Linked DNA regions of Mus musculus: region 2 is linked to region 1. Evidence: chromatin loops called from intact Hi-C (ENCODE). Cell type or tissue: left cerebral cortex. All regions are shown on one strand. Links, peaks and the distances in the headings refer to the core of each region. The heading gives the core; the rest is flanking DNA. Region 1 overlaps Slc4a10 (solute carrier family 4, sodium bicarbonate cotransporter-like, member 10). Region 2 holds the start of Gm13561 (a long non-coding RNA gene).

The links. A loop is a pair of places that touch in the nucleus more often than their neighbours do. Peaks named below come from ENCODE experiments on the same cell type or tissue, not always from the same donor. Only the 100,000 strongest peaks of a DNase experiment are listed, where the experiment ranks them.
Region 2: a loop joins it to region 1, with 4 times the contacts of the local background. A loop is called at or near these places in 2 of 42 quality-filtered maps.

The regions. Positions count from the first base shown.
Region 1 is chr2:62,299,882-62,304,881 of GRCm38, reverse strand. Slc4a10 (solute carrier family 4, sodium bicarbonate cotransporter-like, member 10) reads right to left here. Exons shown (of 26, transcript NM_033552.3): 21 at 905-1,078; 22 at 107-229. Among named protein-coding and RNA genes, the nearest start is that of Dpp4, 110 kb to the left of the region's middle. In left cerebral cortex, for the core only: no CTCF peak of the experiment used is centred there; a DNase peak (open chromatin) is centred at 2,955; H3K27ac peaks cover 1,802 bases.
Region 2 is chr2:62,446,228-62,457,609 of GRCm38, reverse strand. Gm13561 (a long non-coding RNA gene) reads right to left here and starts at 2,493. Exons shown (of 4, transcript XR_001783319.2): 1 at 2,358-2,493. In left cerebral cortex, for the core only: a CTCF peak has its summit at 5,362 (motif pointing right); DNase peaks (open chromatin) are centred at 3,403, 5,425 and 7,302; H3K27ac peaks cover 1,901 bases.

The DNA.
Region 1 (5,000 bases), core at 1-5,000:
TATTTGGTAGTCACCATTTAATGAAAAAAATGCAAAAATTTAGTTTTGCAAGGGGCTACTATTGTTCTTCTCTCTTGGATAGAGTACCGATTTTTTTCTGACTTACTTCTTTCTCAGCATCTTCAAGTTTCTTCTTTTTACTCTCAGGCATTAAATCATCAAGCCAGCTGAGTTCCCGTTTGGTAAACAAGAAGTCCATCAACTTTCTCACAAACACTAGTGCCAACACCTGAAGAAAAAAGTCAAGCAGTTTAAACACAAAACAACAAAAAACAAAGAAAGACGATATAGATACAGACGAGTCTTATTAGAGCTGATAGAAAACTAAGAATTGAAAATGTGTGTGTATAAAGCACAGCCTGATCTTTCATTCCCTTCTTCTCAAAGCACTAGAGTGAAATGTAATATTTTATTCAGTGTTGAAAACATTTGAAAGAAACTTTTTAAGCTATAAAATATATTTAATTATGTGTCCCTAAATACATAATAAACCATAAGTGAATATTAGAAGATTCTTATGCTAATAGTTTTTGAATTATGTATAGTCATTCAAATCACTATACTTTTTAATATTTTTGAAATTTGTTTAAAACTTTCAATTAAATTTCATTTTAAAAATTCCCCTGAGTTTTAGTATATATCAAGCTAATTTTTTAAATTTACACTTTCCATCCTACTTTCAATTAGCTACTGCATTATGGATGGCCAAAATACAACAACAACAGCAACAAACAACCTTAGATGATACCAGAGATAAGAAAATACTTATTTTAGTGCCCAAGTTTATACTAGCTTTTCTAGTAACTGGTCAAAGTGAATCTAGGCCTCTCTACTTTTGCAGTTTTAGTTCATGTGCGTCCCCAAAATTAGCGACAGAGAAAAACAGTTGAGGAATATTTCATACCATCATAGGAAAGACAATAGCAGCTCTCGAAACTTTGATTATCCACAGAAGGCCGAGACAACTCATCTGAATGACTGTGAAGAGATGGACTTTCCGGAGGGGCACGTGCCTTAGATAGATGAAATCTGGTTGATGTTTGGCTGGCATCCAGAAGAGCTTTATTCTATCAAATAACTAAAAGATTAAACAGACGGTAGATTGCATCTGAGAACAAGACAACAGTAACTGTAGGCCAATTAGATACTTAGTATTTTCCAAAATATTAGGCTCAAATGACATAGTTGTGGAAATTGCAAGATAGTTTGAATTACTACTTATTGAATATTATGTTATTCTTTCCTTAATATTACAACAGCGTGTCATTTGAAAGGGAAAGACAATGCTACATTTTGCTACCTTGAGAACCAACACCCTGACAGGCAAAACAAAATCACTGTCTTTCTGCTTATACCATCATAATCTTTCTCTTTTTCCCCAAATATTAACCTTCTGGCCTCCCATGTTTGGTGTACTTCCTGTCCTAGAGAGGGCTTTAGCTTTCATGTGCTAAATACTCCCAGACTTGCTCTCTGCCTTGACCTCCTCCAAACTCCACACAAACCCTGCAGCCTGGTACTGTGACTGAAATTCCTCACTGAGTCCTGCTGTTTTGACTTTGCCACTTTGATTCCCAACAAAAGATTTGACGCTGTTTTTAGAAACATACATATCATTATCATAAACATTTGGCCTACCTTTATTTTTGTTACCAATGTGCTTTATTATATTTTGTTGAAGTTATTTTACTTGGGGGCTGGGGAGATAGTTTACTAAGCAAAGTTCTTAGTTCAAGTCTGAGGGTCTGATTTTAGAATTCCAGCACCCATATAAAAGATGGTCACAGTCTGTCTGGCAAATCTGTGAGCTCTGGGTTCACTAAGAGATCTTGTCTCAGAAAACAAGTCAGCAAGTGACTGGGGAGGATGCCCAAATGCTGATGTATGGTCTCCTCATGCACACACACACACATATGCATGCGAACCTGTGCATACATAGGCATATGCACCTGTACCCATACCTGCACAAATGCATACATATAACACATATCAATGCAGCTACATACATGAACACAAACTTTCTTATTTGGACCAATTTAATATATAGATGGATCCAATGTGAACAATGTATTATCTCTATTTCAATTTTGTCATAGTGGTAGATAAAATAACTATACTTATTTTATAAACTGCATTTCCATAAATTTTTACTCCAATTTATTTTATTGGATAACTAATTTTACTATGCAATAGTTTTATTTTGTGTGAATCACTTGTTTAGTCTTTAGGCAAATTTTGTTGTTTATAATACTTTCAATAAGAAGTGATTATTTAGAAAACAATGGTTTTGATCACTGTCAGTCACTATTCTGTATCTTAAAGTTCCTTATGATAAAATAATATATGCTCTTTAAAAGAAGGTTGGTAAATAAAATATTCCTTAGCCACCATAAGAAAAATGTCAGTTACTATCATCAAATATTTCAGAATTTACTATGCAGATAAACAAGTGTCCTATGTCAGGGTTAGAGCATCCTGATTTGTAAAAACCCAGTTTTATATGGGATAAGTATCATAGGACATGAAACAACACAAATCTATCTGCTCACTTGTGCTCTGTCTTGTGTGTGGTAAACCACTCTTTAGTTATCTAAATTATAATCCTATGTGCATTACTTCATCTATTAATATTCATTCATAACTTCCCAAAGTTATTTGCTGAAACACATGACAGCACTAACTTCAATCCTCATTCTTAGCTTACGTGTGTGTGTGTGTGTGTGTGTGTGTGTGTGGTGTGTGTGCTGGCCTTTTCTACTTTATAACTATCTCTAAATTTTAGGAACCATTAAATAGATACAACTTGTGCACAGGGGAAGTAAGAATAGAAAGAAATAAAATCCTTTAGCTTACAACTGAATGTTCCTATAGAATCCCCCAGCTAGCCTTCTGGGTAGGGAGTTGCGTGTTGCATAAGTGTGCTGCAGCGAGTGGGTGCTTCAATTGTTATTGTTTAAGTGGCACATTTGCTTCACTTTGGATCCCTGAAATGTTGGAATGAATATAGATGTGGTTATATATTTGAATACAGAAACAGCATTCATGAGAACATTGTGATCTGTTTTTTCTGCCATATTTCACAGTGAGAAGCCTACATAGTAAGTTTCTATATAGTGTCAAAAAGCCAGGTGCCATGAAGATTCCTCCAATTTGCTTGATAACAAAGTAGCATGCTCCTTGAAATATCTATCATAGATGACTAATGTGCTTGCTTTGTTTATCATTACTACAGGAATAACAATTGTGATAAATATATTCTAAGATTTGTATTTGGCTTTCATCGTGTCCAAATAGCAGCATGCAATATCTTCCCATTCTGTTAGCTTCAGTTCCCAATAGGAATTTCAACTGTTCACTTAAATTTACCAGTTCTGTTTCCCAGTGTGAGACTTGTCAAAGTGTGCCTTGGCTTTCTAGTTCGTTATTGGGATTTAATACTCATTAAACTTGACTGGAGGACTTAGATGCTCTCACAAGTCCATTTGAAAGGATCACATTCCAAATAATTCTAAAACTTGACATTTTTGTTTAATTCCAAACTATGTGGGTAAAAATATCATTTGAGTAGAATTAGAAGAAAGTCTGCCTGATTCTACCCACAATTACTTCATTTTGTTTTTAAAATTCCTGCTGTTATATTTATGTGAGCCTGAGGCCTAATAATAAATGCTTTCTACTTACAGATGAAATCACTACTCATTGAAACTTTTGCCAAAGGCAAAAAAACAAAACAAAAAAATCCCCAGAAAAACAAATAAATGAAAACCTTTACTAAACTAATTCTCTTGGAAGACATTTTATACATGATACTTTATGAGCACATTAAATCCTATTTGAGTAAAATTTCAAAACACAACAGTTGTCTATTTTCCCCTCCCCTCTTAGAGGCATAGAGTCCCTACACTTTGTATACTTCAGTGTCTCCAACAGCCTCGTGTTGACATTTTGCCTCAGGTCTAACAGCCAACGCTATCCTTAGGTCAGGACGCTGCTCCTCTCCAAGTCAAAAGGCAGGTGGTCAGTTTCCTCTGACAGAGACATGGTGTTTCTTATTTCTCTGCCAGGATCGAACTCCTCTCTGTTCTGATCAGCATTTAGAGTAGCCATGCCATAGTAAATGCTATACTTCCTATTATTTTTAGTTTAAAAAGATCTGTACAATAATTAAGCCTCAACATAGCCTGTTCGGATGAGAATGAAGTGTTTTGGCTGAAGGTTATTGTTATAAACCAAGCTAATTCAAAGGTACATTTACGTAGAAATCTGTATTCATTTCTGAAGGTTGTAGAACAAATTACCACAGCATGTTGGTTTAATGCAATAAAAAATGTATTGTCCAGTTGCAGAGGCCAGATGTCCAAAATCAAGATTTTGGCAGGACTATCATCCCTCTGGTCAAGGAGAGAACATTTTTTCTTTTTTTATTTCTTCCAGCTCTTGACAGCTTCCTATATTCTTACACTGTGGCAGTGAAAAATCTAATCTCTACCTCCATGCTAACAGGCCCCTGTCACCTATGTCTGTGTCCTGTCAGATACGATTTGATTCTTAAATGCGTTCCTAGTAGGCTCATGTTCAGATCTCCAGTGGTGGTACTGCTTTGGGAAGTTATGAAACCGTTAGTAAGTTTTGGGGCATATCAAAAGGATTCTGGGGGCCGCCGGGCCTTTAAAAGTTATATTCAGCCAATAGTTAAGCACCACGCTCTCTGATTTCTGATTCGCTGCCTTGTGATCAACCATTACCACATATTCCAACTGGTGGGACAGAGCTACTCTACCAGAGTTTCCCTGCTGTGATGGCCTGAAATCTGAAACCATGAGTCAAAATAAATCTTTCCTCTCTCAAGTTTTCATGTATTTCAGCTATAGAAATACAATAAACCCTCTTGGTTCATAAAGTCTCTCGTCATTAATTTGGTGGGACATGACTTTGAGGGACTGCTCTCTGGTCAAACTGTAACAGCATCCTAAAGGAAATCAGCAGAAACAATATGCCAA
Region 2 (11,382 bases), core at 2,798-7,797, 150 kb before region 1:
CTCAAAGAGAATATTTTACTCCATATATATAATAATGCCAATTGATTAGCAAAACAGAAAACAGTTATTAAAAGGGGTTAAAAACTACACTAGGCATAAAGTAACAACTTAAATATTAATCATGATAACTTTGTTTAAAACAGAAAGGAAATGTATATGCTAATTATCTTCTCGGGGAAATAAAATTCATGTTTTTAAGACTTTTCAGAATTCTCTACATTTTCTATAGTGATATATTGTGTTCATACTCAAGACTTCATGGAGATTGCAAAAAATGCTACTTTCTAAAAGAGACTCATTTATTGCTCAGATTGTCAGAATAATTGCTTACTAAATGAATGTTCTTCGTGATGCTCCAGACTAGGAAAGCTGCCGAGAGCAAGCGGAACTTTTTGAGGCCTTTCCTACACATGTTCCAGCCACTGCCCTGGGAAGAGAACCTGCTTGCAGGTCACAGTGTCAGGAGTCTCTGAAGGACTCTGTGTCTTACCCTTCAGCCTCTCCCTGGGAGAGCCTTCATCTTCCAGCAAGTGGCAAGTCAGAGGTTCTTAAAGTTTTTGAGGTCAGGGAACCTGTGCTCTCTTAAATACTGGCACCATATTTGTATGGGCAATATATGTTTATGCTTAGCATATTCTAAATGAAAACAAATTGATAACTGCTTGTTTACTTTAAGTTAGAATTCTCCCACTGTATAATTTTACGTGAAGAATACCTTTTATAAAACAGATAAAGTACAGAAAGACAATGGCCTGTGTATAGCACCTGGTGTCTCTGATTTCTTCTTGCCTGGGAAGAAGATGGATTTCTGCTTTTGCTTCTGCACCCAATCCCTGTGCTCATTCTACGCAGCTTCTGGACATCTCTATGACACCACAGGATAAGAAAGAGTAAATAGCAGCAAACGACGTCTTTGATGATGATTGATGATGATGATGATAATGATGACGACGACGACGATGAAAATACTGATCATCAGAAAGAAAAGCATTTCGGGAAACCCAGAGCTGCGTTCCCAGGTTTTCTTTTGAGATTAGTTTATGAAACTGGATTGTGGTCACTGAATTATAATCAGTACAAAGCCTTCCTTCCTCTGCTTCTTTTCTAATATATTTTGCTAAAACTGAAACATAATTTGGGGAGTACAGAGTGACTCTTCACATCCCATTCTCTGCCATCAATCTCGGGGACATGTTAGCTGGACATGTTAGAGGGGACTGAGATTGTTGACCTCATCCACGCCTCCATCCTGTCGCTGCCACGGTCTACTTGGTTTCTCCCTGTTACCGTTAAAGATGATTATGCTTCATGCTTTCTCATCCTCCTGTTCCCTAGCTTCTTGATGAGCCTGTGTCCCTGCAGCTGATGCCTTGCAATGCTTTCCGTTCCAAATCTTGAAAGAGGCAACTATAGATTTATAGATTGAGGATACAACACACACACACACACACACACACACACACACACACACCCTTGACCACTCATTTCCATGAATACATTCTTTGATTCTGACCCTAACTGCGATGCTCCGTGATCTCTGTGTTGTTTACTTTTCTGACGACATATGAATATTATTTCTTTAGCTCAATCCCTACATATCTACACTCACAATCTCTCTGTCCATCAGTCATCATCGATTAATGGAACCTCTAGGTTTCTCATTAGTTTCCCCTGCAGCCTCACCCCTCCTTCTATCCAGCTTTTATATTCAGCATCCTTGCTTTCTTTGAACTGTACACCTGATTGGTTTGAACACAGCATTCCGCTTACTCTGCACCTGCGCTGATAGAGATGAACATATCTAGAGGAAATCACTGATGATATCGACTCAGATGCAAGGCTGTGAATATGAAAAGGGGGACCAACACTGCCTAGCAATTGCATCAGATGTCCCTAGTTGTTAACTATTCCACTGTCATATGTGACTATTTCTTGCCTTCTTTTTTTTTAAATTCCAATACCTCATTCATAATGGATAGTTCTGCCTCCTCTGGGTAATTAACTGAAGTAATTACCCACCCACTTACTTGTGTGTGCAAGTGTTTCACTTCCCGTGAGTACTGTTGTTGAGCGGTCTATGTTCCCCGAGACCAGCCTCCATGGTGAGTCCCAGCCTATGTGTTCTGACCTACTTAAGCCATAACTGCAGACATGTTGCTTCCTTACCTCTACTCTTTCAGCCACAATCACTTGGCTTTATTTCTCTGATTTAGCAAATGAGCTGTCTTTACCTGTTTGACTTTAAGTAAGCTTTTGCGGCTGGCTCTAGTTTGAACCCGAGCTAATCAACACGTCTGTCCCCGTTTCGTCAGCAACTTCCAGATTGCCAAATCCAACGATCAATACTTAGGGCTTACCTTCCTTGAGATGTTGGCAGCATTTTCCAGAGTTGTTCTCTCTATCCTTAAAAAACCAGACTTCGCTTGGCTGCCAGAACAGAACACTTTGCTGTCCCGATTATCCTCTGTGACAGCTCCAAGAGAAGAGAGAGAGGCGTTGGCTGAACTGGGATTTTACAGGTTTCCGTAGTCACTAGGAAGTTAGGCCAGAGAGAAAAACGCTCCACAGAGAAGACCTGTGCTTGAAAGGAAATAGCTGGCCTTTGTGTGACCTAATAGGAAGACACTGTCCCTAGAAAATAATCCAGGGAGAAGATGGCTTTTACTCTCTCTGGCTCTGAAGATCAGAGACATAGGCAAGGGTTAAGGAAGGCAGAGACAATAATTAAGAATAAAGGCACAAGTAAGATTATTATTATACTAACACCACACATATATCTATTGTATGTGTTATAATTTTTAATTAGGTGCTGTCACATTTATTCACTTATTTGTTTACAGTATCCTGGTTTTTATCCCAATCGTGTGAATGAAGAAACTGAGATTCACCAAGTTAACACAGTTGCTTACGGCTATGTAGCTTTTTTTTTTTTTTAAACAGAGTCGAGGCTAGAACCCAGACCCAAGAGAACCATGAAGGATAACAGCGGCAGACAAGTCTCCAAACAGAAATCCATGGCAACAGAATGAGAAGCACCACATGATTTGGTTCAAAAAATCAAGAGCTTAGAGCTTGGGACTGAGTTTCAGACACAAGCAAGCAGAGGGCTGGCCGGTAAGTCAGGCTCAAGGGGCACAGTGCGTGTATGGCGAAACTCAAGAAGCAAACGAGGTAAATTGAGCACACGTGGAAGGAGACCATACATTATGGAAAATGCTTCTCTGTCCTTTTACTTCTGGAGCTAAAAGTACTCCACACTCCCTGGATTAGATGTTAAGGCAGTCAACCCCATCTGTGTGGGAGTTACTTGACTGAGGTACAGTGGCGGCGAGAGAAGCTGGGGTTTCTGTCAATCAACCCACAGATTAACTGAAGCTCCAGTCTCTGTGGGAGATTTGGCATTCCCTCCTAGAGTTGCTCGTCCCATGTAGGAAAGAGGCAAATGCTGAACTTAGCGTGATGGGCATGGGTGGATGAGTGGGAGATGAGATGGGATTCCATCTGAAGGATTTAAAATAGTTCCTGGAAGTGCAGAATTCCTTAGAAGCCGAATAAAAGACTCCACATTTTGGGTTTTGTCCCCACTTGCTGTTTGTGATTCCTTGTTGGGTCTCAAATGCTTTAAGGTTCAGGAATGACAGGTGTTGAACAAGTATGCCCAGGGACAAAGGTGTATGCACTACTGTTCCCTGTCTGCATACCCTCAGTGGGGTTGGCACTTCGTTGTTGGTGACTAAGCATTTGAGCACATCCCCGGTCTTTACTTGAGTGTCTGAGACTATAGCATCCTCCAGTCCCTTCGGTAAGGAGACTTAAATGCTTGCACAGTTAGAAACCAGAACAACTCTTTCTCCAGACTTCTCCTGCCCTTTGACGATTCTCTCACTGTGGTCACTCACTCTCTCTATCCTGTGACTTCCTCTGCCCTGACTTCCAGAAGCTACCTTGAAGCTTATTGGTCAGTTTCTGAGTTAAAGCCAAATGTAGGAGTATCTAGGATTACCTTTAGTATTCTGGGCCTGGCAAGTGTTTAGATATGAGTCTGTCCTTCGGGGAGCTTCCATGAGTATCCTGTGGGGTCTCTGCTGGACCTGTGGTCCCAGATAGACCTGACTATGGAAGATTAAGGACAGGAAGCTGACCACAGTGGATTGTGTAGACATATCCCCATTTTAGACTTCATGATTTGCTAAAATGTTTTCTTTACCCTTTGAAGGCCTCACCTTCATGATTTAATTATGTCTTACAGGTCCTCCTTCCACTTGGAGCGTATCACAGTTCTGGCCGAGCAGACAGGCTGGACATCCCTTTTTAGGGGTCACCTGTGACTCTCTCTGTAGCTCTCGATCATTCAGCATCAATTTTAGCTCCTGGATTCTGATTCCTTCTCTCTAGGATACTATGAGCCAAATGCTCCCTCGAGGGCCCTGGCCATTGTTGGAAATCTCTCTCTCTCTGCCCTTTGAATTCTGGAGCTAGACGTGCTCCAGCCTGTCTGGATTTGATGTGTAATGTGCTCATCCCCATCTGAGTTGCGGAAACAGCTCCTTTGCCCCCTCCTTTCTTCTCTCCTGGTAGATTGCCTTGGACTCTTAAGATTGAACCATTCCTCTGAGGTTGCCCTAGCCTGTTAGAAGGGGCCCCTCCCTCTGAGAGACTTCAGGGGTGTCCAGTTTGGTCTTGGAGAAAACTATCACTAACTGTCATGTTAAAGTCTGCCAAATGGATTTGGTGGGCCATTCCCCTTCCCCACTGAGTTCCCTGCCTTGCTTGGTTTGTGGATACATTTATTTAAAAAAAAATAAAGATACTAATATCCCTAGTGATTGCAAACATAATAGTATAAAACAGTGAATTCAAAATAAAGTAATAAATGATATATTTTAGTAAAATAAGATCTTTTCCTAAAAAATTAAAGATACCACTTTATAGTTCACAGTTTTAAGGGTTGAACCTAAGGCTTCATTCAAGGCCAGGGTTCTGCCCCTGTGCCACATCCCTTCTGCAGAATTTCTTCAGTCTGCTGTCTTCATCCTCTTTAAAACATGTAGGCCCTGATCTTCTGAGCCTCCCACCTATGAGAACTGTGATTCAAGACCCTCTAAGAGGGTTCCCAGAGGTGTCTTGTTGCTAAGCTTTGGGTAAACTAGAGTGAGAGAAACATTCTTCCTAACAATGCCCTCTCGATGCCTGTCTCCATATCATCATTTCCCATCTTGAAAATAGTTGTATCCACTCAAGTGGCAGAGAGAAAGTTGTGTATGGTGCGATCTAGCTATGCGATACTGCATCGGTTCTATCTTCGTGTCTCAGTCTCTAGCTTTAATTTTAAAACTCTATTACACAAGAAACAAAATAAAAACTAACCCAGTAGGTGGCACCTGCAGAAATACATACAGAGCATGTGTGGCAGATTGTATTTTCCAAAAATGGCCATAGCAATATTTATGTTCCCACATATTCTCCCAGAGCCTTGACATCCTTCCATCAAGCAGCGCAATCTATTCTCTTCCCTCTGAATATGGAACACCCCGAGCACACACTTCTAACAAATTTCAGTGTACTATAAGTGATGTTGCCCGACTTCCTAGATATGGTTAAAAAGAAGAAAAAGTCAACATAGCTTCTGGGTACTTTTCTTCTTCCATTCCCCTTCCCCATTCCTCCCTCTCTTTCTTGTTATATAATTTGTGGGACCCAGTGCAATCTGAAAATAAGCTTATTCATAATTAAGATCTCTAAGCCAAAGACCAGCTCAGAGTCATCACACACACACACACACACACACAAACACACACACACTCACTCACACATGGAACCTATGTACCTGTGTCACAGGTCACAAAGCTCATTCCTTCTTTATCTTCTGACCTTGGGAACTCAGAGCTAGGGATTCCAGTTGCTAACTGTCTGCCAGTGAAGGTTGTTGTGATACAACCTCCTAAACTAGAGCAGCTTGAACAGCATACATTTATTTCTACAGTTCTGGCACTAATGGCTTGTACCAGAGTACCCCTTGGGTCAGGTTCCACTGAGCACCCTATTTTTGTTTTACATACAGCCATCTTCTTGCCCTGTTTTGTTGTAGAAAGCAAGGGTACATGGCTGCTTTTTATAAGAGCATTTAATCTTTTCATTCACTCTGCCCATATTTTCCAATTCTCCCCTATATCCCCATTTGCACATGCCTTGATTTTGAGATTGGATTTGACTTGGGGGACATGAACATTTAGTCCAAAGAACACCCCTTGAATTACCCCTTAAGCACCAGCTTTAATTACCATTCATGTAAGTGGGCAAGCATGTAGATGATTCTAGACTCTGACCATCCACCTTTCTAAATGAAACCCAGACTTCACCAAACAAACAAACAACAACAAAAACAACACCCCCACATCTTCACTATGCCCTGTCCAGAGAATCTATGAACAAACTTTTTTTGGTGTTTGGCTGTTGTTGTTTGTGTTCGTTTTTTCTTCCTGGCACTATGTTTTGGAGTTGATACCCAGCCACAGAAACTAAAATAACATGACTGTAGCTATTACAACCCAGTCATTCACATTCTCTCTCTCTCTCTCTCTCTCTCTCTCTCTCTCTCTCTCTCTCTCTCTCTCACGCACACACACACACACACACACACACACACACGGGAGAACATCTTCTACATCTCTTGCAATAACACCTGTACCCTTCACAGGGTTGACAAAAAAAGCCTATGTCTCTACACTACCACCATCACAACCCACTAGCAAGAGAGTCCAATGGCCTTCCTGTACCACTGCTTCCTGGCCATCCAATGAGGCACGTACCAGCATCAAATCTCAAGTAGCATCCATACATTTTGGCCCTCAAGATCTGGGCAATAAGAGCTGTTACTTATTTCACATTCACCAATGAGAATGGTCCCCAATTCAGATTCAGGGTTACTCTTCCAAGAATCACATCTATTAAAGTCCCCAGGAGAGTAGAGGCAGAACTTATGTTGTCTTTTATATTGGGGTTTCTATGAAACAGGAGCCTGAGACCAAAACCTCCAACTGATGCAACCCTACATTTTCATTATCAGCGCGTCATGGCCCGTTCTGTAATCACACACAATCCCTCCGACTTAACAGCTGCTGCAAACCCGTGACTGTCCCTTCTGCCTGCTTATTCGAGTGTCTTTGGGAGCAGCATCTCTTGGAATTTAAAATGTCCAACCCAATGTAATTTAATATGCCACAGCATTCTAGAAAAGAAGTATAAAAATAAAAACTCTAACTAGAAGGTTAGGCTTTTTTTGTTGGGCTTTACAAATTTTGAAACCATGACCACTGAAGCTCATCCGTTATACAAAATGATATGATGAGTTATTTTGAACATGTAGGAATGTTCTCACACTAAACAGTCTTCTTACCATAGCGAATTTATTCCTTGCAGAACTTGTTGAATTATCTCCTCAGCTTTTGTTAGTCCTCTACTTCAGCTGTTCTAACTGAAGTCATCGTCCCCCTGAATTCACTTTCGGTTCTATATTAACATGGGAACCACCTCAGAGTCATGCAAACATTAGCTTACACTGTGCATACTATCTAAGAACATAAATAGTCCCCTTTATTTCTTTTTGTTATCCAGCTGTCAAATAAACGTTCAATTCTCATAAACTTGTTTTCTATATTAAGCCACCTAGTGACTATATGAGAAACATAAACCATTATAAAAATGAAAATGAAAAATGGAAATAAAACCTCTATGTATTCCCCAAAGGAATCATGTCAAATAAGGCTTTCCTTTTTTTTTTTCCTTTTTTTTTTCTTTTTTCTTTTTTTTTTTTTTTTTAGTTCACAAGTGTTTTTTTTCCACCACTTTTGTTTTCCTGAACCATGTCTAAACTAAACCAAGTATGGTCATAAAGAAAGGATATTAAAATACATTTCTGGTTCCCTAAGGGACCATTCTTACTGCTAAGATGTTACAATGTAGGAATAAAAATGAGTTACACAGAAATATAAATTCCTGACCAGAAAACCCCAAACCAGGGTTTAAGAAACTATAGGAAGATGATCTGCCTACTTAGTGAATATTCTAAGATATTGGCCTCCCAAAGCTAGATAAGTAGAAAGTTTTAAAATATTTTTGGAATATTTTGACAATCTTCAGCTCCATGTAATCGCCCAGTTATGTTTGCAAAATAAAACGCATGACTTATCAACTCTTTTTTTTTTTCTTTTCAACAACTTGCAAGATGAGCAACACTATAGCCATTACTCGGGAGAAGTCCTGACGTTATACCACTGTTCCAGGGTTCTTCTGATATTCCACAACCGCCCATTTGTGACTTAATCAAAGGGAAGCTTGTGGTAAATGTACATTAAAGTGAGCAATGAGCAGGCTAGAAGACAGGTATTCAAGCACTGTATAATCACAATAAGTGGTATGTATCATAGAAGCACACTGGCACAGAGAGAGAGAGAGAGAGAGAGAGAGAGAGAGAGAGAGAGAGAGAGAGAGACTCCCTAGATCCTTAGTACAGCTGATACATAATATTTTTAAATTAAAAATCAGCTAATCAAACTACAGAAATCCTTTTTGCCCAAGCTAACATTTCTCAAGCCATGCCCACAAGGAGTTAATATGTGTGGCAATAGCAATATGGACGACAGACTACCCCAGACTATAAACCATAGCTCTGAGGTCTGACCTAGTACTTCTGTCAATATCATTTTTTTATATTAGACTATTATTGCACCAGTGAATCTGTTGTGTTTGACACTCCAGAAGTAGGCTATCACAAGACTACCAAGGTGGCTGGTAGGTCAATATTGTGCCTGTAGGCTCAGGACAAGACTAAAAGAGATAACAACTATCAGATACCAAATCACAGCATGAACCTCCCCCCTCCTACTTCCCCTCCCCCTCTGTTTCCTCCTCTTCCTCCCCTCCCCTTCCCTTTCTCCTCCCCCTTACCCTCCCCTTCCCTCTGCTGGATGGATACCTAGGCGGCTTTCCTTAATTGTTTTAGGGGAAGAAAAAGACATTCTTTAAATGGACCTAGTGGGTGTATTAGCAAAACATTCCATTTCAAAACAATCCAGAAGTGATAATAAGATGGGCCACTCCACACTTAAGAAACCAACACCCACATAAAGGGCCTTTCAAGTTGTACAAGACAAAATCAACTCTGCACCAAGGTGAGCCAAATAGCACGCGCTGTGGAAAGTCTCCCAGCACCCACAGTCTCTGGGAGAACAAAGGGATACCAGTGGGATGCCTGTTTAAAGTGGATAATCTGAGCAGAAAAATGGTGAAAGCTAGAATCAAAAATTAGAACTACGTTAGTTAAAAAAATAAATAAATAATGCAAGAAGGAGGCTGTCCAGGAATCTCCCATGGTGCACAGCAAGCAACCAGGCCTGATAGCTACCTTGAGAAGACTGCCATCCTTTGTGGATTAGATATTTGGCAGCAACCTACATAGAGCCACCGTATTCAGTGTGTTTCATGTCTTTTTCTATAGAAGTGTCCAACTGATGCTTGTACTGTCTATTCAAATTGTCCTCAATAGAAGGGTCATGAGAATGCATTGTAGGAGTCCCCAGCATATTTATGCTTGCCATTCTTCTAAAGATCTTATTTGTTCAGGATTGAAGAGTGCCCTCTTTAACATGACAGGGTCAGTCTTGTGCCTGCTCTAATCTAAAGGGATTCTGATATCAAATAGTATAGAGTATACCTACTCTAAACCCATGGCTCTCAACCTGTAGGTTGCCACCTCTAGGGGTGGCAAATCAGATATTCTGGATAATATTTCATAACATTAGCAAAATTACAGTTATAAAATGGCAATAATTTTATGGCTGAAGGGGTCACCAAAACATGAGGGACTGTGTTAAAGGGTCACAGCATTGACCACTGCACTAGATGGTTATGCACACAGAACACTGCACAGCTATGTGAACACTGGGGGTCCTGTAGGAAGGAATCTGAAAGAAAAAAATAGCAGATAAGACTTGCTGTGTCTTTGTCCCAATCTGGCCTTGCACATTGGTCACTGGCTGTCTTGTCAGAGCCGGGGAACCCTTGATTCTGAAGTACCAAAACAATGATGCCTGAAGGTCCCCACAGCTTCTGACTCAGGAACTGCTGTACCTCTGCAAAAGTTCCAATTCCCCTTCTATATCGTTCAGGAAGGTGACTATCCTTTCTCTGGTTCTCCTGAGTCCATACATGGTGCCTTTTTTTTACTTTGGTTACAAAGGAAAGAAAGGGAGGGGGAAAAGCCAGGGACAAAGAAGTGCCCCTACTTGTGAGCTGCGAAGTTTTTTTCCTTGGAAAGAATACAAAGTGCAGGAAAGTGGCCTATTCCTCCTCTGTCTCTGTTGTTCCTTTTCTGCTTTGTCTTTTACTCCTTTCCTAAAAATCATCTTTTGGCTACAGGAGAGTGGAGAATGGACTAAGGCAAACAATGTTTCGAGGAGAAAAAAGAAAGACAAATCATGGTTGCTGGAGATATTAGAGCCATGGAAACGGAACCAAACACAAAAGTCACATCAGAGATCAACCTAGATGTCCATGAATGGATGGATGAGGAAGAAGATATGGATATATGCACAATGAAGTTTTGCTCAGCCATGAAGAGCAGAACTGTGTTTGCAAGACAGTGGATGAAGAGGGAGGTGATGTTAAATGAAATGAATGAATCTCACAGAGACAAGAGTGCCTTTCTATGGTTTGAATGTGAAATGGCCATAAGCTCACATTCGGAAACACTCAATCTCCAGATGTTGATGCTATTTGTGGAAGCTTTAAGAAATAGAGCCTCTCTTCCTGGAAGAAATGGGACACTGGAGGCAGACCTTGACGCTTTAGAGCCAGCCTCACTTCCTGTTCCGGTTTAACCAGCCTGTCTCCAGTATGGTTACTCTTCTTTCCATGCCCACTGCCTTGTCTTCCCCATGGAGATGGATTGTAAGCCCAAATAAGCCCTCTCTCCCTCCGATGCTTTTGTCTGTACTGTATCAGAGTGTAGTGGCTATTCCTGGTTGTCAACTTGACTATATCTGGAATGAACTGCAATCCAGAATTGGAAGGCTCACCAGTGACCCTAATCTGGAGGCTGGGAGATACAAGTTTCTGACCTGGATCTTGGTATGGAGACCTTGAGGCATAGTGGCTATGGATTCCAGAAGTTTAAGATAGGGAGATCTCTGAGTTCATGGTAATCTGGGATTAAAGGTGTGGTAGCACACACCTTTCATCTGGGCTACACCTTCTGCTGGAGACCATATAAGGACATTGGAAGAAGGTAGTCTCTCTCTCTCTTTCTCTCTCTCTCCCTCTCTCTCTCTCTCTCTCTCTCTCTTTCCTTCGCCTGCTTGCCTTTCGGGACTGAGCAACTGCTAG